6 separate regions of the Homo sapiens genome follow, and regions 2, 3, 4, 5 and 6 are each linked to region 1. The links are chromatin loops, found by intact Hi-C in ENCODE. Cell type or tissue: mammary epithelial cell. All regions are shown on one strand.

Region 1 (5,000 bases):
AGAAGAAATTTCTAAGCAGCAAAGCATTTAAGATGTGACTTCAGTGCTATTAAATGCATTCAGTTTATAAGGGAAGCAGAGCATAAAAAGTTTGGAAAATTTGCAGCTTGACAATGTGATAGAAAAGAAAAACCCATTTTCTGAGGAGAAATTCAAACTGGCTGCAGAAATTTGCATAAGTAACGAGGAGCTGAATGTTAATCCCCAAGACAATGGGAAAGGTGTCTCCAGGGCAAGTCAGAGGTCTTCATGGCAGTCCCTCCCATCACAGGCCAGAAGGCCTGGGAGAAAATGGTTACCTGGGCCAGGCCCAGGGTCCCCATTCTGTGTGCAGCCTAGGGACTTGGTGCCCTGAGTCCCAGGCACTCCAGCGGTGAGTAATAGGGGCCAAGGTACAGCTCAGGCTGTTTCTTCAGAGAGTGCAAGCCCCAAACCTGGGCAGCTTCCATGTGGTGTTGGGCCTGTGGGTGCTTACAAGTCAAGATTTGAGGTTTGGGAACCTCCACCTAGATTTCAGAAGATGTATGGAAATGTCTGGATGCCCAGGCAAAAGTTTGCTGCAGGGGTGGGGCCCTCATGGAGAACCTCTGCTAGGGCAGTGTGGAAGGGAAATGTGGGGTCAGAGCCCCCATACAGAGTCCCTACTGAGGCACAGCCTAGTGGAGCTGTGAGAAGAGGACCATCATCCTCCAGACCCCAGAATGGTGGATCCACCAACAGCTTGTGCCGTGTGCCTGGAAAAACCATAGACACTCAAGGCCAGTCCCTGAAAACAGCCAGGAGGAGTGCTGTACCCTGCAAAGCCACAGGGGCGGAGCTGCCCAAGACCATGGGAACCTACCTCTTGTGTGAGCATGACCTGGATGTGAGACATGGAGTGAAAAAAGATCATTTTGGAGCTTTAAGATTTGACTGCCCCGCTGGATTTCGGACTTGCATGGGGCCTGTAGCAACTTTCTTTTGGCCAATGTCTCCCATTTGGAATGGCTACCCAATGCCTGTACCCACATTGTATCCAGGAAGTAACTAACTTGCTTTTGATTTTACAGGCTCATAGGCAGAAGGGACTTGCCTTGTATCAGATGTGGACTTTTGAGTGAATGCTGAAATGAGTTAAGACTTTGGGGGACTGTTGAAAAGGCATGATTGATTTTGAAATGTGAGGACATGAGATTTGGGAGGAGCCAGGGGAGGAATGATATGGTTTGGCTGTGTCCCCACCCAAATCGCATCTTTAATTCTCACGTGTTGTGGGAGGGACCTGGTGGGAGGTAATTGAATCACGCGGGCAAGTCTTTCCCATGCTGTTCTCATGATATGAAAAAGTTTCATGAGATCTAATGGTTTTAAAAAGAGGAATTCCCGTGCACAAGCTCTCTCTCTTTGCTTGCTGCCATCCACGTAAGACATGACTTGCTCTTCCTTGCCTTCTGTCATGATTGTAAAGCTTCCCCTGCCACGTGGAAGTTTAAGTCCAATTAAACCTCTTTCTTTTGTAAATTGCCCAGTCTCAGGTATGTCTTTATTACTAGCATGAAAACAGACTAATACAATATGTCATACAAGAGAAATAGGAAATGATAGCACTAAAAGCAATGCTATGAACGTAACAGCCCCAAGCATTAAGGAATCAGGTTATTAATTGTTACCTGAAATAAACCATGTAAATGTTTTCTCAAAGTTTTATTTTTTAAAATCCATCATTGTGCCTTTGAAGTAGGAACTTTGGAAGTTTTAGAAGTGACACTCCTATAGTACTTATAGCAAAAACTACATCTTTCACGAGCAGTTTGGACTGGATTTCTACATCTATCATAACATGGATACATTTAATTTTCTAAATATCGAACGTTTCTTCTCCAGTCGTGTTCCTCATGGAGAAAGAGTCCCAGCAAAAAAACAAATGCTGAAGCAAGGCCCCAAGCTTCTAACTACTTTTGCTGAGTGACGGGGAACGCTAGCACCTTATTAGTTAATCCCAAGGGGAAGGTCTGCCATGCAGGAACTAGCAGCCCTCAGAGTCTAAAACGTGGAACATATAACATCCTACTCGCATGCTCACACATACGCATTTGCACATGGGCTGACTTACATCCAGGAGACAGCCCCTGAGCTCTTTACAAATTGCAGAGAAGCCCAGGAAATCAGCTCTAAAGATGATGTGCCTCTGCTCTGCTTCAGAGGCTCCAACTCATCCTAACTGCCCTGAGAGGTTTCCATGATCAAATCCAGGAGCAGGAGGCAGAAGAGCTGAGGCTCACAAATGGCCCATCCGGGCTTTTCCGTGGAGCCCGTTTCTGCCCGACCCCCCTGAGGAATGTAAACGATCTGTTCAGGACTGAACTGCTTTACCCTCGAGGATGTAAATTATTCATTACCCCCTCCTTCTTGCACATTTTGCCTTTCATTTGCTCCATCTACTCCCTGCTCTATCTTTACTAATTTATCTCTAAGCTACCTCAATTGCCTTCTGCTCTGCTCCCCTCAGAAACTTAAAAACGAAACCGGATTCATTAGCCAAATAACTGGATTAGAGTTCTCTTCAACATATCAGGCAGTAGAGAAAGTTGCTTTGTAATTTCTTTGATATTCAGCCTTTTAGAAAGCAATTCCTTAAATTACTCTGTTTAAATCTTTGAACTACTTAACTTTCTTTGATAGCACGCTAACATTGCACTAAAACCTGTGCAATGTTATGAAAACTTTAATTTCTGTAGTCAGTGCTTCCACATGAACAGCAGGGGGCAGTAGGATATCACGAATTGAAAAAATTGTCCTGGGCTCTGAGAAACACTGTTGAATTACTGCAGTGGGTCTGTGTACTCGTGATGATCTCAGCTCTCGGATGAAGTCTTTTGTTTTGTGTCCTATTTTACAATGCACCGTTCAGTTTTCTATATGAGTTGTGGCTTAGTCACAGTATTTCACTGTGACAGCTTAGCTTAAGAAAAAGAAAGGTGCAGGAGAAAAAAAAAAGGAGGAAAAGAGAAAGAGAACATGTAAATGCTTCCAAATAAAACACATCATGAAAAGGAAAAAGTAATCCTGTGTATACATATAAAGTTTGTCCCTTCTCTGTTCCTATCCTGGACACAGTTTTTCTAGATTACAGACTGAATTCATCCCTAGTCCTCCCCAACACACACACACACACGCACACATTTGCCATATAGTTTTCTGTCAAAACAGATTTCCTATAAAAAGAAAAACAAAAAATACAAAAAACTCTTTAAAAACTAATACTTGACTTTTTTAAAAAATTCAAAAAAATCTCTCATTTTCTGTCCTTTAATCAAGCTTCTGAGTATAGAATTTTAGTGTTTTCATGCTTTTTGAACATGTATTAGTCAAAATACCTTTCATTAATATGAATGTTGCAATAAAATTCTTCCTCTGTAAATGTACAGCTTCAGATAAATAGCCAAAAGCTATAGTTGTTATCTATATCTGATATGTTTGGAGGTAGGATATGAACTACAAACTGAAATATGAGAGACTTGAAGAACAGTCAAGGATTCCTGCAATCGTATGGGTTGGGAAAGGTGCTTTAGTAATCCAACCCCCAAAGTTAGCAAATACGAAGCTACTTTCATGCATAATTTGAGTTGTACCCAAAATATCATACCCGCAAGCCTAGTTTCCTCTCCTACCTAGGCTGGAATTCCCAGGGTTATTTATGTGTTCTCATAGAGTTATTAATTTATTACTGTGGTATGGCAGATGTATTATTTCAACATCTGGTACCAAAATTTCTCTTGAAGGAGGGACTCTCTGCTCCCTACTGACAGGGCCCTATCTGATCCTCTGGTCTTATCTCCTACTGTTCTCCTGCTTACCAACTTTGATCACACCAGCTCCCTTGCTGTTCCTTAGAGCACACTAGCTACTCTATGCCTCAGGGCCTTGGCCCTAGCTGTCCTCTGTCAGGAACAATCTTACCTCATTTATCCAAATGATTCATTCTTTTGCCTATTTCAAGTGTTTGTGCAAAAATCACTTCCTCCGTGAGGCCTTCCCTGATCACTATTTAAAATAGAATATTCTCCCCAGCATTTTTTATGCACCCTTTCTCCTTTATTTTCCTCAATAGCACGTATCACCATCAAATATGCTACATATTACACAGGTAAATATAATACAGGAGATAACTGAGACCAAACATATCAGCCAACAGAGGGCTCAACCTCAGTGTTAAAACAAAAAGAAAAACAGGTTGATTTCAAAGGAAAATCCAACTCTATGCTGTATATAAAAGACAAAGACCCACCTAAAACAAAACAATTCAGAAATGCTAACAATGAAAGGAAGGATGGGTAAAGTTCTACTGAGAAAATGCAAATTAAAAAAAGAAAGAATTGAGATTTTGCAATTCAATAAAATAAAATTCAGACCAAAAACCATTATTGAGACAAAGAACATCTTATAATCCTAAAGGCTACAATTCCCAGTGAAAATAAAAGATTTATGAAAAGGTATGCAGTGAATAACACAGCAGCTACTTTCATACAGTAGGAATTATAAGAGATTCAAAGAGAAATTGAAATACACTAATAATAGCAGACTATAGTACATTTCTCTTAATTAGACAAAAAAATACAAAAACACTTAGAAAATTGACTCTAATTTACAATACAGACATGTATGCCCCAGTAAATCACATAAAAATGATCTAAATATTCACCATAATATGATAAAACCAGAAATTTATAATCAAAACATAAGAAAGCCCCATTTTGAAATTTAAAATTTTCCTATTAAACATAGCTTGTCTCAAAGGGAAATATCAATTGCTAATGAGAATTTCTAGAAAAAAATGAAAACATGACATTAGAGTTGACAAGATGCAGCTAAAGAGTGTTCAGAACAAAACTGATAATTTAAATAAATAATGAAATTATGAATTAGATATTCCACTCAAAAAGAAAACGTTAGATATATTTAAGGTTCTTTTCCATTTTGGATTTTGGATTTAATTTTCTTTTTAATTGAGCAACCTAGAT
Region 2 (5,000 bases), 690 kb after region 1:
TGAAGGATGAATGCAGGGGTTTTATTGAGTGGTAGAGGTGGCTCTCAGCAGGATGGATGGGGAGCTGAAAGTGGCAAGGGAATGGGAAGATGATCTTACCCTGGATTTTGGCCATCCAGTTGCCAAACTCCTCTCTGACTGTCCCCAGCCAAACTCCTCTCAGCCTTCAGATGCTCCTTCTCTTCTCTCTTTCTCTGCCTCACCTTTCCGCCATTCATCTGTGTGTCTCCTCATCTCCTAGTCTGCCTCTGGAGCCTGGGGTTTGGGGTTTATATGGGTACAGGTTAGGGGGTATGGTGGGCCAAAGGGCAACTTTTTGGGAGCAAAAACAAGAATGCCTGTCCTCATTTAGGGCCGTGGGTATCCAGGCTTGAGGGTGGGGCCTTTGCTGGGGAATCGCCCTCTTCTACCCAGTATTTCCCTGTCTTCTGTCCATATCAGCAACTCACTCAAACCTTACTTTTGAAGTCTCTTTTCTGACTGGATGGTCAGCAGCCTTCACTCTTCAAATAGGAAAGGCCCAAACCAAGGGTTCCCCAACTTGCTCCTCTTTTCATGTCATCTGGATTAGTAAATGATGCCTCATTCAATCCAGTGCCTCAAGCCAGAAACTGGGAGAGATCCTTGACCTTGCTCTGTCCATCAGTCATCCTGTCCAATCCATCACCAAACTGCAAATAGCTTATCCACTTCTCTCAATTTCCACTATGGCAGGCCTTGTCCAAACCTTTATCAATCCTCACTGAGCTAGTGCACAAACTTCCTGAAGTCTCTCCACACTCACTCCCTCATCCTACCTCCTATCCATTCTCCCCACTGCAAACAAAGCAATCTTTCTAAAATACAATTTGGATCGCTTTATTCTCATTCTTGAATCTCTTAAGGGGGTATTCCCATTGCATTTAACATGATGTCACCAATCTTTACTCTGGTTTATCAGATCCCACGTGAGCTCTCCAGCTTCCTCTCCCACTCATTCCCCAACACCATTTCCTCCTCAAGGCTTCCTCATATCTCTCCATATTATGCCCAGGCCCATCCTGGACCCGGCTAACCCTTACTCATGCTGTATCTGTCTGTGTAAATGGCATTTCCTCGGACAGGCTTTCTTGACTCCCTCCTCCGAAGTATACCAGGCCCCTTTGTAATCATCACAAATTACAATTATGTGTTTGATTGTTCACTTAGTTATAACCCCTTTCTCTCACGAGGTTCCATGAGGGGATAGAGCACTTCTGTCTTCTTCATTACCATAATTCAGTGCCAACCACAATGGCCAGTCCACTGTATGCAAATGTTTGTGGAATGAATAGCCAGGTGAGGTCCCCTTAATGGAAGTTTCCTTCTTCTGGTTTATTTCCATCCTATAAGCTATTATCAGGAGCAACACTGAGGATGATCATTTCTTTGTACGTTTTTCACTTTTGCAAGAGCTCTCCCTATGAAGAGCTTTTCCATTTCAGCCTAGATAGGCCTTATTTGAAAGTGGCCATCTCTCTTCACACGCACCCTCCTTTGCTTAGAGATGCAGAGAGTTTAAGACTTTGCCAAGGGAGGTATGTCGTCAAGACACTCGACATGGTGATGTGGAGCAAGGCTCTGGGTCAGTCTCTACTGAGGTTTGAATCTTGGTTTTGTCCCTTTCTAGCTAATCGACTTTGTGCAACTAACTTGCCTCAGTTTTTTTCAACTCTAAAATATGGATAATAATATAATCTAACCAATAGGTTGTCTTGAGGATTTAATGAAGTAACAAATATAAAACGGTTAGTACAATGCCTGGGACATAGCAAGTGCCTGATAAACATTGACTCCTATTAATATGTTTCACTGAATCCCAGAGGAAAGTTTGTTCACGTGCTGAGTTCTAGGGCTGGAGAATTTCAGGGAAGGCATCTTTCTTTGTCTTCTGTCTCCCTTTCCCTCTCATTTACTTTACCCTATACCCCCATCCTGATGTGCTGTGGTCCCAAAAGGCGGCAAGCAAAACTATGATAGACTGTAATTCCCTACCTTAATAATTTGAAGTCATAAGCAGATTTGAAATTTACAAGCCAGCAGTATAAAATTGCTGATGACCATTGCTTAAACTTTGGCAAGATGAATTATGTCTAGAAATAATTAGTAATATGTTAGTCAAGTCACTCCTAGATAATGTTGTTGCATTGCCATTTAGTGACAGTTCAGGAGAGCGCCCTTACAAGAGGCTCTGTAGGCAGAGAGTAGGTGACATTAACCTTCTAAACAGAAGCCGCTGCACACCGAGTGCCAGAGTACCAAGAAGAATTTAACATTCCACTCCTACCGCCGTCTCCCACTTCCCGGCTTCGGCAAGGTGGTTTTAAAATGAGAAGCACATCCCGAGTACTCTGTGTAGGTGGTGGAGTGGGAGGAGGTGAAATGCAAGCTTTATTTTCCCGGCTGCCTGTCATCCGATTCCCCGCTTTCCTCCGACTTTCATGAGTGATGAGGTCATCCCGGTGCAGGAAAATCAAACTCCTATTTTTCAAACCCAATAAAGGCCAGCATTGTACGTCTGCGTAAACAGAGAGGCCAGACGGGCAGGGTGGCGGGAGGACCAGTGGCCCGCCCTCTGGCGGCCGCGAGAGACAGCGTGCCCCGCGCTCCACCAAGCCGCGACAGGGAGGCGGGGAGGGTGCGTGCGAACATGTAAGTTAAAATTAGATCAATAGTCAGCTTAGCGGCCTCAATCAATGCTTCGCAGGGAGAGCATGCAACCATCTATTTATAAGCTAACACCGGCATTATCTTCCTCTTTTAGGACGCAGAGATCCATTACTGCGCGCGGCGGGGAAGAGGACGCCGCCGGGAGCTGGTGCGTGACACACTGCAGCCTCGCGGGCTGCCCGGGACTTCATCAAGCCCGGGTCGGCTCGGGGCGGGCAGGGGTAGGATCCATACCGCCGAACTGCGGCCCCGCTGCTCGCAGCCGCTCTTCCGGGAGCGCCCGCTTAGGACTCACTCCCGCCCATTCCTTACCTCGATGGAATCCTTAGCCCTTAGAGAGAGGGCTAAAAAACAAATAAACAAACAACAGACAAACAAAAAAAAAACCAAATTCCAAATGGCCCCCGGACCCTCCCGCAGATGCAGGGCGCACACTGGCCAGTTCTAACCATAGACTTGACTGCATGTTGACAAGGGTTTCCAACCTAGCTTCCCCGAGGTACTGCATGAATCAGTCCTTGCTCAGATGGTGGTTGCTGTAAATAGCTGCAATTTCCCTCCTTCCGTCTCAAAGCACGGATGGGAATGGATTTGCAGCAGGGACTCTGCATTATATTTAAGGTCTTGGTGAGATGGACACGGGCTCCATCAGCTCCAGACTTCCTGGGACATCTCGGCATTTCCAGGTCCGTTTGCCCCAATGGTGGAAGTCACCGCCCATATATGAGGAAATAAATGTCCACACCTAGCATTTGGGATAACGTGGCTAAATTGTTTTCAGTTTTTGAAAGACGCTGCAGAAAAAGAGGCAAAACCTGATACAGCACAGCAGCATGCCCCTCCCGCCCCCAAATACGAGATCGAATCACATTTTTAAGGGAAAAAATAGGCATTCTCATCTTAGATATGTATGTAGCATATTTTATAATATATATTTTTATCTAAAAATTATGCTTTTCTGTATTTTACAACTTTCTTTATTAAGCATTTTTATTTTGTGCTATTTTTTACAGTAAAAACTCTGAAGACCCAAAGAAATTTAATATTAGCTTAAATGTACATTAGATATATTTATAGAATCAATTTATTAGCTGCTATATTGTTTGACATAAAAGGCTTTTGAACTAAAGATAGAAATGGAAGCATTCTTCATTTAGAAACAACCTTTCTCCTCTTCTTCCAACTCTTGTTGGCTTACCTCCAAAATATATCCTGCATCTGTCTTTCTCACCACCTAGACTGCTCCTAGTTTAGTTACTGGTCACCCTTCATCATCATTCACCTGGATTGCAAAAATAGCCTCTTGTCTGGTTTTCCTGAATTCATTTTCTCCCCACTGCAGTCCTCACTTGCCACATAGCATTTTAAAAGATTGCTCTTTTAAAATGGAAATCAAATCCTATCTCTTCTCTTTTTAGAACCTTCAGTGCCTTCCCATGGCACCTTGATTAGACCCCAAGTTCTTCACCATAGCCAAAATGTAATGTGCCATCTGCCCCATCCACCCTCGCTCATCGCTCCTCATCTCATATCACTTTTTCACTTGTCACAGCATGCTTTTACATATCCCTTCTTTCAGATCCAAAGCCCCACAAGCTTATTTCTGTCTCCTAATCCCAGCTCTTGCTATTCATTCAGTGTGGAAGATCTCCTTCATAAATTCTTCGCAAATCTACTTCATTCTTATTCCAGCCTCAGCTCAGGTATCAGAGCTGACCACCTTCTGTCCCAACCCTCAACTGTACTCATTATCACATTACCCTATTCCATTTCAACACAGTAATTAATTGACATTATTTTATATATCCATGGCATTACCAGGGTGTTCTCTGTCTCCACACACTAGAATGTAAGCCCCATGAAAACAGGCTCCTTGTCTTTCTTGTACACCGTGATCTCTCTGGGTTCTAGAATAGTGCCTGGTCCATAGTTGGAAATCAGTAAGTATTGATTAAATAAATTATTGAGTGTGATTTCCTAGTGTCTTGTTTGTAAAATGCCACTAATAGCATTCTGCATACTCTGCCATGAGTTTTATAGTTATTTTTATGCCCATATGCTTCCTCCTCTCTAGTGTGAACTCTACGAGGCAGGATCATATTTAGTTCATTTTATTCTCCATGTCCTTATGGAGTCTGGCACATTACAGATGTTTAATACATTTTCTGGACTGAGTTGCAATGAGTAAATGGGTAATAAGATGATATAGTATGACTTTACACCAAGTCTAACCTTTCACCTGGGGACATGCAAAATTATTATGTATCCAGAGGAACAGGTTGTTGCTTTGACCCCTGTAACATCGCATACAC
Region 3 (5,000 bases), 310 kb after region 1:
ATTTTACAGATGAAGGAACAGGCTCAAAGTTGTTAAGTGTCTTGACCTAGGATATTGAGTTTGCAGTGGCTCCCCTGCGACCAGCACTCATATATTCTGGCCATTTGTCTAGAGAGCAGTGCAAAATTTATCTTTTTGAGCTAAAATTTTTTTTTCTTGTACTTAATTTCAACCTGATAAGTTATTATAAATATTTGGAGTAGCAGTGGTGAAGAAAATCCGGTGCTAATTTTGTTCATGCCCTGTGAGCTACAAAATATCAGTTAAGGCCCATGTAGGGCCTTAAATTTTGGGTGTACTTAAATTTATTTGTGCATTTAAATAAGTGTACTAAAATTATGTAGAAAGACTGTCCATTTGACTTAACTTTTTTCACAACTTGTGATGGCAAATTAAATGTATAGTGACCACATACTGACAAACAATGAACTTTTAGGTGTATGTTGGGATTTGTAAGTGAGATTTGGATTATATTTAGATTATGTTAATCCCCCCCCCATGAGACATATTTCTGAAGTTACAATGAAAATTAATTAGAGAATATGATTTGATATTCAGATACCTGAGCTACTCCTATTTCTGTAACATGTTCATATTGTAACTTGATATTAACTGATGTTTTTAAAGAAGTATAAGCAAATTCTATAATTTTTTTTTTTTTTAAGAGATGGAGTCTGGCTCTGTTACCCAGGCTAGAGTGCATCGGTGTGATTATAGCTCACCACAGCCTCAAACTCCTGGGCTCAAGTGATCCTTCTGCCTCAGCCTCCCAAGCAGTTGGGCTACAGGTGTTTGTCACCACGACTGGATAGTTTTTCTTTTTAAACTTAAAATGCTTTTTAGTTTGGCACTCCGTAGTAAAGGAGGTTCCAGAAGCCAGTAAGAGAACCTCTGCCAACTATGAAAGAGAAGATATTTCTATCTACAAGTTATTTCAGGATCAATTATTCAATTAATATTTTATATAATAGAAAGGTTTTATTTGTTAGGACTTTATCTTTAAGTTCCCCAAGAGTAAAAAGGTCTAGTCATTATTATACTGTGGGAGAATGATAGAAGATTGATTACATTAGAACTCCAGAACTTCTATTTATTTAAAAGATTTAAGATTTGACACAAAAGCGGTTTATTTTAGAATGTTTATTTCTATAGATTGTCATTACTTCAACTCAGTTTTCATAATTTGTATTTGAGTATACTAACTTTGGAACATAGTGTAATATTAATGGCTACAGAAGAGGTTTGTTGAAGAATTGTAATTTGAAAGAACAGCATATGTTTATTGAAGAGAGCATATAGAGATGGAAGTGGTTAGAAACTATGAACTTTCTTTAGTTTGGCTTTTCATGTAAAGTGGAATATGAAAACAAAAGTCCTAAAGACAGTTCAGCAGAGTTCCTCTTCACCCTGTTTTTAAGCAGTGATGTAAACCATGAATTTAGTGTTTCCACCCTCTTTTATACCATGCAACAACCTGTGAAGTAGGAACTATTATCTCCACTTTGAATGAGGTACTGAGTTTCAGAGGCTCAGCAACTTGCCCAAGGTCATTCTTCTGGTAAATGGTGTTGCTGGCATTCCATCCCAGTTCATTCTGTCTACTGGAGGCCATATTTATAATCACTCACTCCCCTATCGTGCCTCCTAGGCTTCCCACGTGGCATTCATACCACTCCACAATGCATGGACCAGTCTAGGCTCCCACTGAATTTCTTATGCCTATGGCAATAAGGCATGGCTTTCCAGCCCAGGGTAAAAGAGCTTTTTCTCTATTTGTGTTTCTGCATTGTTAAGCCTGTTGTCATACACACAGTTGCTCCTCAGTAGCTTATTTCTTGACTCATTCTAAACATATGGTAAACTTCTAAAGTTAAAAAAAGTTAGTGTTATATTGAGATGAAATATCTGTGATTAAAAAAATGAACATCATGTCACAATATAAAAAAGAAAATAGGTTTGGATTCAGATAACTTAAATCCAAAGAGAATTATATTTTAGCTTTAAAAGGGATTCTACAGATGATCTTGGAGCATTATAATCTATCATTATAAATTTGAAGAAAGGAAGGCCTAGATTAAGAAACTAGGACCCAGGCCATTTGAGTGGCAGAGGTGGAACTGAGATATAAGACTTCTGGTTTGGTGTTTTGCTGTAGAAATCTGTTTAGCTCCAAAATGATGTAAAACACATTTTTAGCCAATTCACGACACCATCTTTACAGCAGGAATAGGTGAACAATTTGTTTTTATTGTTTATAAATGGTTAAAAAATTAAACCAAAATGTTATGTATTGTTAGAATGAAACTATAGGTAATACATTATGCATGTCAACTTTGAAGTTATGTTACTAGTTCTACTTTATTTAGTGGCACAACATGATTTTAGTAGTTAACGGATAATAAACTGTACGTGGCTTCAGTTTAGTTCCCTGTGTCCTGTGAAAACAGAGCAAGAATTTGCAAAACAATAACACATTGTTAAATGGCATACCAGTTTATCAAATGCCCTAAGTTTATTACAGTCTGATTTTAGGAAAAACCATTCCAGCTTCACAACAGCTCATCCTAATCTTAAGCAAAAGAGTCTTTAAAAGCCATTTCAAAGCTGTTAGATTTTGTTCTGTCCATGAAAGCATAAATTGCTCATAGCTGTTGATGAGGAGAAAAGAAGTTTGTAAAGCCATAACAGATTTAGTTGTGAAAGGGTCATTTAACTGATTTGTGTACTGCGACGCCTCATGGTGGCTGTATTAAGAAACTACTGTAGTGAAATATTGCGACCACATACCTTGTCACTCGGACTGAATCCATTTACATGTATGCAGGCTAAACATTAGTAAGTTAAAATTCCAAATAATATTTTTAAGGTTAGTATATTTGTAAGTTTTATTTGGGAGAAAATATCTTTTGTCCTGCAGTTCAGGGAGGAAACTTCATATGCCTTATCAGAGTTCTGCTCCTGGGAGTTCACCTGGGAAATGACCATCATTCAGCCCTGAACTTCCAGAAAATACTAGCCAGGTAATCTGGGCAGCTGCGACTCTATTCTGCTCCTTTGTGTAAATGAGAAAAAAGTTACCTCTTTTTGTGATACTTTATTTCTAAGTGTTGGAAAATTGTCATAATAGATTGATTTTGTTAGAACACAACACTTTACTGCATTTTGAAATGTCGTCACAGAGATACAGATCTGTGCTTGCTGATGTGAATGGCATCTCTTAGGGTTCTAGAACATAGCATGACTTCCACAGATGTATACAGAGACCCTGCAGGCAGTTATATCCTAGGAAATCATGTCTTTAGACATGAGATGTTAAAACATCACATCTGGAAACCTGTACATATTATATATTTATTGAATGTAAAATGCTAGTTATTTGTAAAATCGTTACTTTAAAAGTTATAAATATAATAGAAGCCTGGCACAGTGGCTCACACCTATAATCCCAGCACTTTGGGAAGGCCAAGGCGGGCAGATCACTTGAGGCCAGGAGTTCAAGACCAGCCTGGCCAACATAGCGAAACCCCATCTCTATAAGAAATAAAAAATTTGACTGGGCATGGTGGCTCACGTCTGTAGTCCCAGCACTTTGGGCGGCCAAGGCGGGCGGATCACGAGGTCAGGAGATGGAGACCATCCTGGCTAACACAGTGAAACCCTGTCTCTACTAAAAAAAAAAAAAAAAAAGAAAAAAAGTAGCCGGACATGGTGGCGGGCACCTGTAGTCCCAGCTACTCAGGAGGCTGAGGCAGGAGAATGGCATGAACCCGGGAGGTGGAGCTTGCAATGAGCCGAGATCCGCCATTGTACTCGAGCCTGGGCAACAGAGCGAGACTCCGTCTCAAAAAAAAAAAAATTTTTTAAAAAGTAATAGAAATTAAGAGAATACATTATAGAGACGTTTCTTTACCTCTGCGGTTTATTGACAAAAGTCTTTACATTCTGTTACATATCTCTTGGCCCAACCAATTTAATGTATTTTCCAAGTTAGTGTGTCTTTTAGAGTTTGATTAAAGAAGAAAATTTTCTGACCTTTATTAAAAAGCTTTTCTTTATTAGATGGGTACAGTAATAGAATGCAAAATGACTTTAAGCATCTATCCCCTTTATCCATCATTAAAAGCTAATTGTCACATAATATAAGTGCAACTTGATGGGATTTTTAACGTACCAAAAATTGGCAATCTGTGATGAGGAAAGTGGGCTCTGTGAGGACTCAAGTTAAGAGAATGAAAGAAAAAATGAAGCTTTTATAAATCTTAAGTGGTAGCTAAATGGAAATAAAAGCTTTTAATTTTTGTAGGAGAGTAGTGATAGCAGATCAGTACCTTATGTTTTGCTGGAAACCGAAGTTTTCAGAATGTGCTTGTATGACTGCTAGGGTGGTGGTTTGGGCCACTGAAGACTGTACAGGGTTAATTCCTTATGTTTGGAAAAATGGTAATGCCTTCTTTATCTTTGTGCTATCCATGGAGTTATTTTCTTAACAAGAGCAATAATGACCTTTCTTGCTCCTCTTTAGGGAATGGCAATTGGTGGGATATTCAGTAGGAAATCCATTACCCTGTCTGTGTCTTGGGTAGTTTGTGGTGCTCCCCTGGTCCAGTTTGGGTCTTGCTCAGTAGGTAGTGATGATGCATTAAGTGGATAAAACCACAGTCATGCTGGGGCTTTCATTTGGCTCAGTGACATGGTTGTAAAACACAGGGTTTCAAACAAAGATTTTTGAAATGGTGCTCTCTTACTAATCCTCCTCACAGTTTGGTAGAAAGGGCACTAAAATGTTGCTGGTTTGTAAAAAGTAGAGTGCTTGTTTATCGTAGCTCAAAGGTGCTAATTGTTTCTAGCAGGAGTATTACACATGAAACCTCAAGGTCATGCTTAACCCACTGGCTACTGAACAGTTTGACTGCACTGTAATACACAACCTGTCCCAAGCTTTCATGCAGCTTCCTAGCTCGGACTCATTAGATAACGTTAGTTTGTTTGAATCAGCACAC
Region 4 (5,000 bases), 1.2 Mb after region 1:
TCCAAATCTGCTCTTCTTGCTATTTGGGCTCATTAGTTTTATACAGAGAAAAACCCTGTTCTATAAACATAGCATGTCATGCATGCATGTTGTGGTGAATGTCTAAGAAGGTATGAAACTGCTGAACAACTCTAACCCCCTGCCAAGAAATAGCTCAGTTATGTGTCCTGCTGATCGTGATTCAAGTTTAGCTCAATGTAGTCTATTTTAACATGCGTGGAGCACTTACGGCTTACAGGGCATTGTTTTAGATGCTTGGAGTACTAAGATGAATTAGACACAGTTCATGCTTCAAAGAGGTTAGAAGACAAAAATCTAAGCAGATTATTTCAATATAGTATAGTTAGTATTATAGTAGAGGTAGAATTATCCATTTATAGAGTAAGCTAAATTAATAAATTGATTTTGATCAGTCATTTAAATGTTTTAAATAACACAGACACATCAGTTACCTTAATATACCAAGGGAAACACATCTATTCTAGTCATCATATATAAGATGACTGTCTTATATTACAAATTTGTACATTTGTCTATCTCTTTTTCAGAGTTAGGGTGTATACTGAGTAAGACAATCAGTATCACCTGAGTACTAGCTATATATCCTTTGGAATGTTACTTAACATTCTCTTTGACTCAGTTTCCTCAACTAGGAAAAACATAAATTATGCATTTCTGCCCTACTTAGCTCTGAGTATTATTGTAAGAATAGAAGGCAATAATACTGTGAATGCTTTATCCATACTATGTGTGACACCACTTCCTCTTTCCAGAAAGGCTACATTTCTCAGCCCCTTTCTGTAGCTAAAGGTATTATTTTACTAATTCTTACCAATGGACTGTTAGTGAAAGTGATATTACTTCTAGCCCAAGCAGTTAAAGGTGGTTGTACTTTCTCTGCAAATGATCTTTTCTCCTTGTGCAGTCACTTGGGAGGCCGTGTGTCCCAGATGGCATAGAACTACAAAGAACTACATAGAACTACAAAACAGAGAAGGCTGTATACTCTGTATTGCACTTGATGTAAGAAATATTTTGTTGTCACTGAGATTTTAGTGTGTGTGCATTACTGCAGCCCAGCTTATCTCATATTTTCCCTTACACACTACAGATATAAATTATTATTTTTGAAACATACTAGCATGCTTAGATGGTCTCATTACCCAGTGGCCCTGGGAATATTTACTGCATTAAGGCAAAGCCTCAAAGAATTTGTTATTCTCTACTATAACATTCTCCTGGATGCTAAACAAAATCTGCATGGCGTTCCATCTCTCATTTCTGTTTTCAACACACACCTCCTTTCAAATATTGATTTTTAGCATATGTCCTAAAACTGTTTCTCAACTAACGTGTCACCATGTGTCTTTTATGCCAAAGGAGCCAATATGCCAAATACGTGAAGCATGCCAATTTGCCAATTTTATCCATGTTAGGAATGAACAGCTTTGAAAGCTTCCTCGCTGGATGACAAAGATGTTGATCACAACAAGTGGAGGGTTTGTCTGCATCTGCAAAGATACTTGCTACCTAAGGGAAAACTTTCAAAATGTATGTTTCAGACAAGAGCATTTACTGTGGTGTGCATCACAAGTAAAAACATTTGGAATAGTCATCCCAAGAGCTCTTTTTTGCTTATTTATAGAAGCTTTCATTATTGCAAACATCCTTAGTAGTTGAAAAATATACAGTACAATATATATACAATTATTGGAAGATCATAGAATAATAATGCTCTTGAAATATCACCTTACCTGTTCTATAGTTTGACCTCTGGTAACATATTCGTTACCAACTTTGATTCTAGGATGGATCAAGCACTTTACCAACTCAGAGGAGTTAATGCCCATGAGGAAAGCAGCTTTGTCAGCATCTGGTCATCAGAAATAGAAGAAAAGGAAGGAGAGAGGAAAACACTGTTAAGATTCATTCCATTATAGCCAAACTAACTACCCAGAGGACAGAAAGATAGTGTGTTTACATCAGCGTAGCAAAGTAGATTGTAGTTTTCAAATAAATGCCTGAATCCTAAAAGTTTAAAGGAAATTATTTCTTCGAAATACAAGTCAAAGCCACATTGAAATCTCACTTCTTCAGTTTGTTGGCATTAAGGAAAAAGAAAATATAATGCCACTCACAGCCACTAGAATGACTATAATCAAAACGGCAGACAATAACAAGTGTTGACAAGGATGTGGAAAAATGTGAACCCTCATGCATTGTGGGTGGGAATGCAAAATGGTGTGTATTTGCCGTGAGAAACAGTTTGACAGTTACTCTGAAGTTAATCATAGAGTTACTATGGAACCCAGCAATATCACTTTTAGGTACACACCCAAGATAAATGAAAACATATGTTCACACAAAAAATTGTACACAAATGTTTCTAGCAGCATTATTCACAATAGTCAAAAGGTGGGAAAAAGTGAAATGTCCATCACTGATGAATGGATTAAAAAATGTGGTATACTCATATAATACGATATTGCTAGTCATTTTACAAAAATGAAGTATTGATGTGCACTACAACATGGCTGAAACTTGAAAACATTATGCTAAGTGAAAGGAGTCAGACACGAAAGGCCACATATTGCAGGATTCCATTTCTATGAACTGTTCAGAACAGGCAATCCATAAGGACAGAAAGTCGATTTTGGTTGCCACAGGCTGAGGAGAAGCAAAAATCAAAATAACTACTAATAGTTGCTACTAAAAGTTTATTTTTGTGATAATAAAATGTTCCGGAATTAGATAGTGGTGGTTGCACAGCCTTGAGAATATACTAATACCCAATAACTATACAGTTTAAAAGGTGAATATTATGGTGTATGAATCTTCTAAAAGAGGACTAGTATCAAGAAACAGAATCTTTTAAAAATTGAGATATAATTTGTCTGAAGGACATGGAAAATGCCATCTTTATAATTTGTTTTCTCTTTCTATGTATGTACTTGTGGACTCTTTCAACAAAACACGGACTTGGGCCATGTAATCTGATAATTATAGACAAGCACCAATCAACAGAAGCCAGGACACTTGCCAGCTATCTGTAAAACACCCTTCCTTTCCCGGCAAGGTCTCTGTTTGCTCCGTAGTGCCCTCTGCTGCCCAACAATAATACTTACACCCCACAAAATTGTTTTATGAAACAAAGCTTCCATTTCCTCAAGAAGTGGAGAATAAGTATTATCAGAAGGAAAAGTAAATAGGCATGTATCACTTCAGGTATGAAAAAATGACACAAAATAATGACACAGGCAAAAATTTATAAGCTTATTTCAAATTGTAGATTATTTCAGTTACCAACAAAATAAATATTCCACTCATCCAAAACCCCTCTCTGCTTTCTATTTTAAAGGAATTTGGAGATATGCTAGTATGTCTGGCATAGTCATTCTGTTGAATAATGTCTTATAATAGAAGGTAATGCAGCCTTTCTTTAATTCACTAAAGAAAAAAAAAGCTGCAAATTTTCCAGAGCAATAATCACGAACAGAAAATAAAGTAAAAACAAAACACAATTAGAGAGCTCTATCTCGTCTGTATTAGCAATATCAATTTCCTTTTCACAGCCTTTAAAATGTTTACAAGGCTTAAAATGTTTGAAATGTTTGATTTTCTTATAAACTAAAATCAATATATATAATACATACATTGCTACAAGTTACATACCTACTTTATGTTAGTTTATTTGCAGTGATAATAGCCTGGGTACTTGGTTGCTATGAAACCTTTCAAAACACAAAGCCTATTTGGAAAAATAAATGAAAATCAAAGGTAGAGCAGACATGCCCATCCTATACTGAGATGTGCCTGCTAACAGTGCCAGGTTTGGCGGCAAAAGCTTGATAATTTCAAATTGAGAATCCAGTATGTCAAATCATAGACTTTTTGAACTGAAAGAGACTTTATAGAGTATCTAATCCAATGTGAAAATATTTAAAAGACGGGAAGAAATACAATGTGCCTGGCAACCTGAGTGGAGATGAACAGTAACCAACAATGTGAAAAACAATTTTCCAGTATCTGTCCAGGTTTAAAAAAAAAAAAAGAGAAACATTTGTTTTTTCTAAGCTTTGGAAGCATGAAGAGAGATAATACAGGTAATAATAGTCTCAAAGAATAGTTCCCCATGCCGAGTCTTCATATATCCTTTTTCCAGTGTTAAGCACAGTCCTTTGAGTCTATTTTTATCCATGAACAAAAGAAATTCAGATTCTCTGAGGAGTATCCCACCTTAAGCTTAACAGAAATAGCATCTAACATTACAGGATTATTTGTCACTTACTCCAGAGATAGTTGAGTATCTACAGACAGGACTAGTGTACCCTGGATTTACTCCAGAGATTTACATTATACATCACATATGTTCTCTGTTTTGGGGGGAAAGAGGAAACAATAGAGGTCATCATGTTCCAAAAAGTAAATTACTTCATTTGCACTAAATGTTTACAGTTTGCAACCAAGATGAAAATGGCGTAAATCTATGACTAAATGCCCATCTGACATTCAGGAACTACTGTTGTAAAGATAGCAATATGTGTAAACATATTTTAATCATATTCCCAAATAGGCTTTATGAAATTCCCACCCATAAGCATCAGTTCCTTCAGGACCTTGTGAATGAACCCATGGACTTCAATTAGGCTGCATGATCTTACCTGGGAGAGGTAACATTTAGCTAGAGAGGTGGTTCTCAAGCATCAGTGTGTATTGGAATAGCCTGGAGAGCTAATCAAAGATTAAACAACAGGCTCCCTGAAGCAGGTTAGGGGCTGGGCCGCTCTAGTTTTATCGTGTTACCCAGGTGATTCTGATACACATACAAGTTTGAGAACAAAGTTGTTATTGTGGTAGTCCTCAACTTTGACTGCACACTGGGGTCCCTGGCAAGTTGTAAAAACAAATACTGATGCCTGAAATTCACCCACAGAAATCTGGCTTGTCTGGCTTGGGTAAGGCCTGAGCTTCAGGATTTTAAAAGTTCCCCAGCGATTCTG
Region 5 (5,000 bases), 610 kb after region 1:
TGCAGTGAGCCGAGATCCCGCCACTGCACTCCAGCCTGGGCGACAGAGCAGACTCCGTCTCAAAAAAAAAAAAAAAAAAAAAAAAAAAATGCTCCCAAGAACCCAGCAGACACCTAAAAAACAGGAAATATGTTGACTTTAATCAATATACACCATTTTAAGTGAAAGCATCACTCCTCAGAAAAGGGAGTGTGCTTTGGAGAAGGCAGAAAGACATTGTTCTGTGGGGGGATTTCTCTTTATCCAGGTGACTCTTTGCAATAAATTTTGAAAACTAAAATTAAACAGTAAATGTAGATTCCCTCTATGATATGTGGGTGTTTTGAGTAAAGTCCCAATTGTGCCCTTTGTCCTCCTCCCTCAGAAAATACAATCTTTAAATAAACATGGAAGGGCCCAAGACTGTACGAATTCACTCAATAGTACTCTTGCCAAAAGGAAGATGTATCACTGTTAAAATAGAAATGGCTGTAGTGGGCTTTCACAATCTAATGCCCCTGCTTTTAGCAAATTCAAGAAACTAGGACATTACTGGGTCCATATACTATCAAGGGATTCTCTTTTGAATACAAAGCACAGCCTAGACTGCATGAAGGACATCTGAGAAGGCCACAGAAACACTGAGCAGGGAGAATGGCGGTAGTGTTTAAAGGAAACCTTCACTGGAGTGACTGGAAACCGGGGCCATGTAAGGATAATGCTTTCCAGGATGGTTTAAACAATCATCCTCAAAGGTGCAACTCTCCAAGTGAGTATGGACCATGTCTCCCTAATGCTGTGTCTTTGCTAATGTATTACAGCATTAGTGCTATTTATAATCAATAAAATTACTAACACTGTAATCATGTGGGTTTGGTGATAGTAATTATGACAGAATAAACAGTAGTAATAAACAGCAGTCAGAATGCCTTTGCTGCAGTTCTTGATGTTGATGGCAAACACAGCCAAGGAAGGTTGGTTTTGTTTGTTTTTTCCTTTTTTAGGGAAGCCATCCAAGCGGGCAGAACCTGCAAGTGTTGGCCAGGAGAACGGTTTTATATACCTTTTAAAATTAGGCTTCCTGAAAGGAGATGTCACAAAGATTCATTGGCTAAGATTTATAAATAGTTCACTTATTTTAAAAAATAATCACATATATGTTTCTGTAAATTATACTTGCAAACATATGGTCACCATTCCCCCTCGTGGAAAGGCTGTGGCTAATCCATATTTGGAGCTGACACCCTTTCTGGGTTCCCTCTTTAGCCAGATCACGCACATTTGCTGCTGCCCCACCGAAGCGCCTGCGCATTAGAGTTCCTTCTGTACTACTCTGAGCAGTTCCTTATGCGTCTGTTACCACTGATGTTGGGTAAAAAATAACATCCAGAGGCTTTACTATCTATAATTAAGAGCTCCAGTGCTACTAGTGATATAAGGATTGAGCTGTTTGAGAAACAGACATTTTATCTTCTGGTTGGTTTTATTTCCTTGTGTTAAATTATGAGTGAATGTTTCTCTCGTTTCTTACTTTCCCTATAAGTAGTCTTTTCTACAGCAAAATTACTACTCATTCTTAATAACTACCAGGCAATAAAGTGAGCTGTCTATTTGAGAGACAGTGGGTGTGCATTCCAACTATTCCATTCATCGTGTTTGCAGGACAGCAACGGGGAGGGATTTCTGGGGCCTCTGGAGAGGGTGGCTTAAAAGACTACAGGAAGTTAGTATCAATGTTTTGCTTCTTGATGGAAGAGAGCTTCATGATAGCTCTGGGATTGAATAGGCAAAGGCAAATAAAATAAAATCAATCGCCTTACAGTTAAGAGCTCTGTTAAACAGAGCACTTGTTTGAGCTTGTTTTTAAAAGTCCATGCCCTTTGACTCAGCAGTGAACATTTCTAGAGATTTATCTTAAGGAAATAACCAGATCAGCAATGAGCATTTCTAGAGATTTGTCTTAAGGAAATAACTAGATCCACGGCAGAGATGTGCATTCAAGGATATTGTCCACATCATTGTTTATCAGAGTCCCTATCTTGGCTCAGAACAGGAGAGATTAGGACTTGTCTGGATACAGGTAGTTTATTTCCAACATGATCCTGGGAAGCAGGAGGGAGAGAGTAGGGAAGAGGGAAAAGCAAACTTAGTGAGGCTGATGCCTTGGGCTGCTGGGACTCAACTCCACAGCGCCCTCTCGCGAAACACTCACAAGGTCTCCTGAAGCATTTATTCACCAGTCCGTCCCCACTGGTTTAAGGTTGTCTAGGAGCAAGGAGAAAGACTCTCCTTTGCCTCAAGGCTCTTTAGCATCGGAAAAGCCCCTTTGCTAGCTTTTCCATGTGAGTCTGAGCTCTCATGACCATGTTCATTGCAGCTATGGCTGAAACCAGAGGCAGACCAAAGAACACAACCCTGGGAACCCGAGGCGTCCATTATAAGCCGAACTGGAAACACCCAGAAGATCCACTCACTGGAAACTGTTTAAATAATTCTTATAGATACACACAGCAGAGGGTTTTGTAGTCATCGGCAATTATGACGTCTGTATTTATTTATGGACATAAAGAGGCATGTGCCAACAAAAAAAGCATGTTACAAAGCAGGATATATACTATTTTTTAAAATCTATAAATGTACAGATGTACCGCAGGTTATGAAACACACAACAGATACAAAATTGTTTTATGCAAATTGCTCCATAAGGTACATAATTTAATTTTAGAGATGTGGACATTTGTACATCCAGTGCAAGGCTAAATGTGGGAAATGCACTTCAGAGCTCCACAGCCCCTTCCCCATGCCCCTCACTGGGTCCTCACCTGTCTCCATTACCTGCTGTGATCTCTGTGTGTCAGCCACGCTAATTCCATGTTGTTTGTGTCATTTCGCCTTTACTGCCTTCTAATTTCAACTGGAAAGTGCTGATAAGGACAGAGGCTAGCAGTCTATTTGAAGGCGTAAAGGGAAAGATACAGCACCCCTAGTACAAAGTTGGTGGCTAGGCATGGGTGGCTCAATAATTTCAAAGACCTTGTCTTTTTTTTTTTTTTAAATCATTTTAAAAAGGAACTGTAACACCATGAATGGTGATACAAAAAGCCGCAGAAGCAAATCGAAAGCATTTCAATGTATATGAAATATGATTTACTTAAGACCTTTGAAAAACAGATGATTGTATAAATTGCATAAGTTGGAAGATGTCTCTATTCCCTAGGAAAAGTGATTTTCTCTGGATGGTGGAATTTCAAATTATATTTCTTTGTTGGCATTTTCCCAATATTTCTCAAAAATTATGTTAGTTAAGAAAGCATGATGATGACAGAGACAGGGATGAAAGACACAGCATCTTTTTAGTCACTTGCAGTTATTGTGGGAAATTTCCATTAATAAACACAAAGAGGCCGTTCCAGAGCATCTATGTAGGGATCTGTTGGAAGGAGCAAGCTGAAGCTGTGTTTCATAGCACTTTAGATGAAACAGAAAATGGCAATTCTGATTGTCTATGTTATCAATGAAGGAGAGTGGCTTATAGAGATTATGGACAAAGCTCCTCCTCGCCACCCCCTTCAATCCCTGACATCTCCTCTAGCCGTCCTAAAAGGTGACGCCCAGGTGACCTTGCACGCGGCAAGTGTCTGGCTGGAATCTCACCTCTTTCCATGATAACACAAAACCAGCCTTTTGACCTCATAGCAGAGCAAGGCCAGGTGGTCTGGAACATGGTTAGCCACAAGCTGACTTTCTAACCAGCCTATTTTTTCCCGACAACACTGGGCAGTTTAGTGAGTCAGATGGTGATTCCCTACATGCGAACTGTTTTTCTATGTAAAATAAATGCCAGCTGTTTCTAGCTGTTGATTATGGGTCGTCCTTTAGGAACACTCTTTCTGGTTACTTTTTAAAACTAGATAGTATCTTACATCTTTAGAATACAATCACAATTATTTCCTAATTATTTTTAAATGATGCTATTTAAAAAGTGCCATGTAGTTAAAAAATGTGTATGTGCCCTAGCTGAATGAAGCTGTAATAAATCCTGTGAATTGAATAAATATTTAGACTTTTCAGTGCATTAAAAAATGAAGGTTGATGGGCACTGAGAAGAACGGGGACATTATTTAAATGTTATGCATTTTCATGGAAGAAATAGTTTGGTTGTTGTCCTCCCTTTCTTCAAAGCAATGATTTTCAGGCTTGGATTTTCAACACCCCATGCACTCACCAATTATCCCGAGGGAGGCCACAGAATTGCCATTGCCTTGTGTTCAGCTCATCGCATTCATTGATTTAATCCACCTGGACATTTTTCAAAGCCAGTAATTGAAAATGTAGCCTGACAGGTTAGCAGGAGTGGCAGGGCCTGGGCGGCAGGGGTGGAGTGGAGGAGGGTAGCTACTTTCTCATCAGCAACTGTAGCAGTTGCATCAGATGCTAGCACCCAAAATGCTGACCCAGGGGCTACCCAGAGACCACAGGACAGAAGACAGGTGCATCCCTTCTGGGCAGTGACCGGCCTCAGAGGAGAGCTCAGAGGCAGGTGAGTGGTAGGAGACTCATGTCCCAAAAGCACCCAGTTTGCCACAAATCCAATAAGGTTCAAAAGCAACAATGTTACAGAGGCCATGTGTTATTTTTTTCCTTTTCTTTTCTTCATTACCTGAAATTCTTTTGTGTGTGTGTGAGATGGACTGTTTCAAGCTCAGCTAATCCAGATCTATTTCTATGCATCCATTATTATTGTTGGTAGCAGTAATGGGATTTTAAAATATTAACGGATGTTTCCACCTCTCTGCAGTGTTTTCTGCCGCTGTCTCCATTCCTTCAGGTATCCAGGCAATTGTGTGCTCATTATCTCAGGAAGGATGTGATTCTGTGGGAAGCAGGGGAGAGAGAAGTGTGAGCAAGCCGAACCTCAGGCCTCAGGGGAAATTGTGAGGGCTTTGAGGAAAAACAAAATATTTGGGAAGAAGGATATTATAAGGGAAGCAAGGCTCCTCTGAGGACTGGAAGGGATTTCC
Region 6 (5,000 bases), 520 kb after region 1:
AACTTTACAATACATCACAGTCACCTAGAAGGCTGTTTACACACAGATTGCTGGGCCCCGCCACCAAAGCTTCTGACTGATTAAATCTGGTGTTGGGCCTGAGAATTTGCATTTTGAACAAGTTTCCTATTAGAGAACCACAGTTTGAGACCACTGCTCTATAGTTATGTGTTTTTTAAAAAACACCAAATTATTAAATCATTATTGTTAAGGCATTTATTAATATTTCTGGAACTTCACGGTGGAAGGGTCAAGAGAGGAAGGGATTGATGTATAAAAGAAAATTACTGAGTGGAAAGCTTTATATCCCTGTCTCTTTTCAGAGGGATTCCTGGTCCTATTATATACACTTAAAGAGAAGTGGGTGTTTATGTAATCTAGGAAACAATTTACTCTTTAAAAGTATTTAGCTTTGTAGTATCATTTTAAGATCAGGCGTGCAAAATTCTCAGAAACTATTTCCGTTCATTTTATTTACAAACTCTTTTAACACTGGGAAAAAGTTAACTAGATTTTCTCTTGAAAATGGGTCATTTATCGTGTAAAATATTTATCTTAGAAACATACTTTTAACAGTAAACCCTGGTGATTTCTTTAAGTCGAAAATGTTTTGTTTGTTTTGATTTTTTTTCATTGAGTCCTGGATCTCTTCCCTGCAAGATGAGAAAGATATTTTTCCTTCTTAACCAAATCTGATCATTGAAAAGCTCATTGAAATTAATCTATGTGGAGCCATGAAACTGAATAAAGCATATTTGTTTGTAGGTGCCTCATAAATGTTTACATTTAAGAGAAGAAAAATCAGGATTTAAAAAGAAATACAGACTGCAGGGACAGTTTCTCACTCACCACCCCCAATTTCAGCCTGTCTCCCATTCCAAGGTGAGACTCATATTTCATCCAGAGTCAGCTTGGCCCATCCAAAGTGCCATCTACTCTGTGTTTCCAGGCTCCGATCCATTAAGTTGGTCAGAATGAATTTCCTATCTGTGTCTTCTGTTGTTTACAGGTAGAGTGACACATCAGTTACTTTTTAGGTCTGGTTTACCAAAGACTAATGACCAGATATAATGTCAGAAGGGAACTGTTGTCTTTAATTATTTAACAGGCCTAAAAGCCATGACCAATCCACATATTCTCTGATCTGCTCTGTGGCTCACTCTTACACCTAGAGTATATCTTTGCATTGAAAAATTATATTTACCTTGAAGACACAGCTAATCTGGGTGATTTAGATAGATTTGGACTTTAAAACTTCCCTTAGAAGATATTTGCTTTGCCTATATAAATATAACTATAATCTCACCAAAATTAAAATATTGTCACCATTGGATATAAGCAATAGGTACAAATTTAATGCATTTATTTTCATGAGGGAATGCTCAGTTTGTTACACTATATTACAGTTGATTAAAAACACCATATACTTACACTGTAACTAATCAGTGGATGTATTTTGTGTTTTATTGGAAGCACTAATATTTCTTTTTAGATAAGAAAGGTAAGGTAAAGAAGGCCTTATTTGTTCTTTGACTCATTTATTCATTCAACAATTATCAGTCATTTTCTCCCAAGCTACAATATTTACAATACCGTCATAATTGCAAGACTTCCACCATTACCTAATTTGATTCTCATCTTTACCACCTGTTTGCTCACCCACCTCAGACAGCCATAAAATTAGCAATTTAACATCCAGGGTGATCATTTTTCTTAGCACTTTAGCTGTACCTCATGTACTGTTGCACCCACCCTGTAGCTAGACTTTATGGATGAATACTGTTTATCCAAACATTACATAATAGTCAAGAGAGACTACAGTGGAATTAACTTATTGGCAAGCCCTATCCAATTTGAGGAAAATAAGAAGCATACCCATGAACATCCTATGCCGTATGGCCCACTAGTGCCCTCTACCTACCAACCTAGCAAACACACACTTCCCTCCATAGCTGACCAGTCATTGGAAAACAGATGTTAACTATATTGTTCGTATCTGAAAGGATGTATATATCTCTTAGGTAGAACAGCATGGGCAGGAGTGAACAGTAATATAACAAATCATTATTATATCAGCTATGCTTGAAATTGAAGCCATCAGCATAGATGAGATTACTGAGAGAGGGTCCTAAGACAAAACACTGAGGAAAAACATTGAAGGGATTATTATGGAAAGAAGAGCCAGCAAAGAAGAACCACAAGGAGTGGCCTGAGACATAGGAGGAAAGCAAGGACCCTGCAATAACAGAAGGGCAGGAAGGAGTTTTTCTAAAGAAAGACTAGCACTGTCAAATGCTGCAAAGAAATTAAGATAAGGACCAAGCCATGGAAATTAACGTATGCCCAGTTTTCCACCCTTCCTTCCCTCAAATTAAGAAGTTTTTGATTTAACTTTTAGAAATCGTATCTCACACTAAGTAATGCCATAAAAATGTTACTGTTAGGAGATCCTGGAAATGTTGGGCCACTAAAATATGTTGAACCTCCCCCCACACATGCCCTTTTGGGAATCAGGCTTCCAGCAACCTTGAGCATTTAAAATGCTTCCCTGTACCTGTAAACAGGTAAAAATCCTCCCAGAGGCAATAAGGAAAACTGTTCTTACTAAACCTAAGGAGAGCATTCTCAAGCCTCCTCTCTGACAGCTTTGCTTTAACTCTAAAGGCAGGTAGTGCATCCATGCAGTCAGTCATTCATGAGCCTCTCAGTGTGCCATGCACTGCATTAGGCACAGGATATGTGGGAGTGACACACACGGGGAACAAAAACCTGCAGTGACAAAAGCAACAGCAGAGGGAGCCAGTGGAAGAAACAGAAAAACAGCATGGGTGTGAAGTGCAGTGCTACGCAGCTTGTGGTCCTTCAGTAATTCTTGAGCATGTCATGGGATTATGTGACAAATTTAGTGCTCTGCAAATTACTAAATTTAATAAATATCCACACACACTGCTATTTTTAATTCTGTTCAATTTCAGTGTTTAAGTAATTTTTGGAATTGTACCAAAAAGGTGTTTATGTTTATTAAGTGTTAAAGATAAATCATTATTAGTAATAATTGGGCCATTTATTGAGAGCATAATATCTCTTCAGCACTGCCCTACACTAGCATCACACCTAATCTTCACAGCATAATTGCGGGCAGGTATTACTGTTCATATTTTGAAGGTAAGGTAAATGAGGCTCAAAATCTTATTTGCTTAAGTCCACACAGCAGCAAGTAATGAAAGCATGCCTGTGTGGCACAAAGGCCATATTCTTTCTATTATAGAGCGTTGATTCAAGGCACTGGCATTTATGTTCAGTCCTTCATTCCCTGAAGCACTGAGAGCCGGTGGTATTAATGTGTTTGTTTTCTCTTAGTCTCCTGATAAGGTGAGTAATTGAATTCAGCATGTCTAGAAAAGGTAGAAGTAGCATTTATCAGTGAAAATTCGGCCAGAAGAAAATATTCCAAACTTCAGAAAGTTTGAGCCCCATAAATGTATCTTCTAAAGGAAAAGTAAATGATAGAGATGAATAGAAAAGCACTCTGTTAAAACTGATAACACCCAGGAGGAAAGAGTCCTCATAACTTCCTTAAGCTAGGCCCTTTTTAATAGCCTAGGTAGGCCATTATTAAATACATGCTTCTACAAAGGCCTGTTATTCAGCAAGTATTCTAGGGAAAATTTCTTCTAGCATGAAGCACCCAGTCCCTCCTGGAGCTAACAACTTCGTAGAATCACCTGTGGGATCTGTGGTCACCTTTAAGGATATAGTCACAAGCAGGATTACCTACTAAATGGAAATAAGAAATAGCTCTGTTTTTAACTGAGAAAGAATTCAGAATCACAAAGAATCTAAAAATCTTAGACTATAGCTATCTACTCTAACAATGACAGAACTTCAGGTGAAGATGCTTGTAAATGTCTTTAAGAATGTATGTCCTTCTCAGCTCTTATTGAGGCTAGAAATGGAAAATGAAGTTTTTATTTAAAAAATGAGAAAAGGCAGTGTTGTTTATTTTTATCAATGCCCAGCCACTTTTTAGCCAAATTTGCAGAAGAGGATGCAGTCAATGTTAATGTTGTACATATGTTATGTACTGCAACACAGCATAGGCCATTAACTGTACAACTCAGATTTGTGGCCTTGATTATCAGTCTTTGCATGTACATTAAAGCATACTCTGAAAGCCAGGGTCAGTGTTTTATATAAAACTCTTAGATTCCTAAGCTGCTGTCATATGGCCTTGCACATATATATTGGATTCTAAACAAAATTTGTTGACTGACTTGATGCTGTCTTTCCACAGAGATCCCAGATATATTCTTCAAAAAAATTGTTTGGTAAATGCAAAATAACTCTAAATCTCTTTTATATTTGACTAGTTATTAAGTTAGTACTTAAGTAGAAATTGAAATGCATTTCTCACTTTAAGGTTACAGAGTTAAATTTAAAGCCTAGAATATCCAAGATAATATTCTTACTGTTAAACAGCCATACCTACTTTTGTTATTATTTTTGAGGTCATTTACTAAAAATGGTTCTCAAAATGATCATCCCAAATGTGACATGTTTTGTTACTTGGTACATGGGAGCAATGATACTCTCGTAACTAAGAAAAATTCCTGAATGTATATGAATGAGAAGCAAAGATTCTGGTATCACAACTAATATTCCCTATTTGGATTGTCTTTAATATAGATTTCTTCAAACACTTCGCAGTTGGGTGGTGCTGAGCCTGTAAAACGCTGTGGAAAGTCTGCACTCTTTCAACTGGCAGAGGCAAGTTCCTAAGAATATATTGAGATAAGATCTGCAGAGGTGGAAATTACAAAATATTCTAACAGTGTTTCCCTAAACTGTACCATCTCTCCTGTGACCATAAAATGAGTTACATCTAATTTTCAACAATGAGAGGGTTAACCTTTAATTTGGGAAAACTGAATTTTGCTACTAAGAGTCATTAAGCATTGCTAAAGGTTACCTAGAGATATTGCAAAATTTTTTTCACAGGT

Evidence for each region. A loop is a pair of places that touch in the nucleus more often than their neighbours do. Peaks named below come from ENCODE experiments on the same cell type or tissue, not always from the same donor. Only the 100,000 strongest peaks of a DNase experiment are listed, where the experiment ranks them.
Region 2: it touches region 1 in a loop (25-fold over the local background); 44 of 110 quality-filtered maps call a loop at or near these places.
Region 3: it touches region 1 in a loop (9-fold over the local background); 26 of 110 quality-filtered maps call a loop at or near these places.
Region 4: it touches region 1 in a loop (5-fold over the local background); 36 of 110 quality-filtered maps call a loop at or near these places.
Region 5: a loop joins it to region 1, with 26 times the contacts of the local background. A loop is called at or near these places in 31 of 110 quality-filtered maps.
Region 6: it touches region 1 in a loop (11-fold over the local background); 55 of 110 quality-filtered maps call a loop at or near these places.

Annotation. Positions count from the first base shown.
Region 1 is chr3:107,233,296-107,238,295 of GRCh38, forward strand. All of the region lies in intron 1 of LINC00882 (long intergenic non-protein coding RNA 882), which reads right to left. Among named protein-coding and RNA genes, the nearest start is that of LINC00882, 4.8 kb to the right of the region's middle. RefSeq lists a silencer at 2,639-2,688. In mammary epithelial cell, a CTCF peak has its summit at 2,747 (motif pointing right); a DNase peak (open chromatin) is centred at 2,826; H3K4me3 peaks cover 760 bases; H3K27ac peaks cover 2,002 bases.
Region 2 is chr3:107,925,091-107,930,090 of GRCh38, forward strand. It overlaps LINC00636 (long intergenic non-protein coding RNA 636), which reads left to right. Exons shown (of 3, transcript NR_015394.1): 3 at 2,783-3,817. Among named protein-coding and RNA genes, the nearest start is that of LINC00636, 44 kb to the left of the region's middle. RefSeq lists enhancers at 2,130-2,751, 2,340-2,429, 2,440-2,499. In mammary epithelial cell, a CTCF peak has its summit at 2,600 (motif pointing left); a DNase peak (open chromatin) is centred at 2,511; H3K4me3 peaks cover 902 bases; H3K27me3 peaks cover 189 bases.
Region 3 is chr3:107,541,173-107,546,172 of GRCh38, forward strand. All of the region lies in intron 2 of BBX (BBX high mobility group box domain containing), which reads left to right. Among named protein-coding and RNA genes, the nearest start is that of BBX, 21 kb to the left of the region's middle. In mammary epithelial cell, a CTCF peak has its summit at 2,737; no DNase peak of the experiment used is centred here.
Region 4 is chr3:108,474,643-108,479,642 of GRCh38, forward strand. It overlaps MYH15 (myosin heavy chain 15), which reads right to left. Exons shown (of 41, transcript NM_014981.3): 12 at 1,755-1,873. Among named protein-coding and RNA genes, the nearest start is that of MYH15, 33 kb to the right of the region's middle. In mammary epithelial cell, a CTCF peak has its summit at 3,098 (motif pointing left); no DNase peak of the experiment used is centred here.
Region 5 is chr3:107,844,267-107,849,266 of GRCh38, forward strand. LINC00635 (long intergenic non-protein coding RNA 635) reads right to left here. Exons shown (of 8, transcript NR_024276.1): 5 at 4,640-4,852. Among named protein-coding and RNA genes, the nearest start is that of LINC00635, 31 kb to the right of the region's middle. In mammary epithelial cell, a CTCF peak has its summit at 2,169; no DNase peak of the experiment used is centred here.
Region 6 is chr3:107,750,912-107,755,911 of GRCh38, forward strand. It overlaps BBX (BBX high mobility group box domain containing), which reads left to right. Exons shown (of 18, transcript NM_001142568.3): 10 at 4,687-4,767. Among named protein-coding and RNA genes, the nearest start is that of LINC00635, 120 kb to the right of the region's middle. In mammary epithelial cell, CTCF peaks have their summits at 1,914 and 2,787 (motif pointing right); no DNase peak of the experiment used is centred here.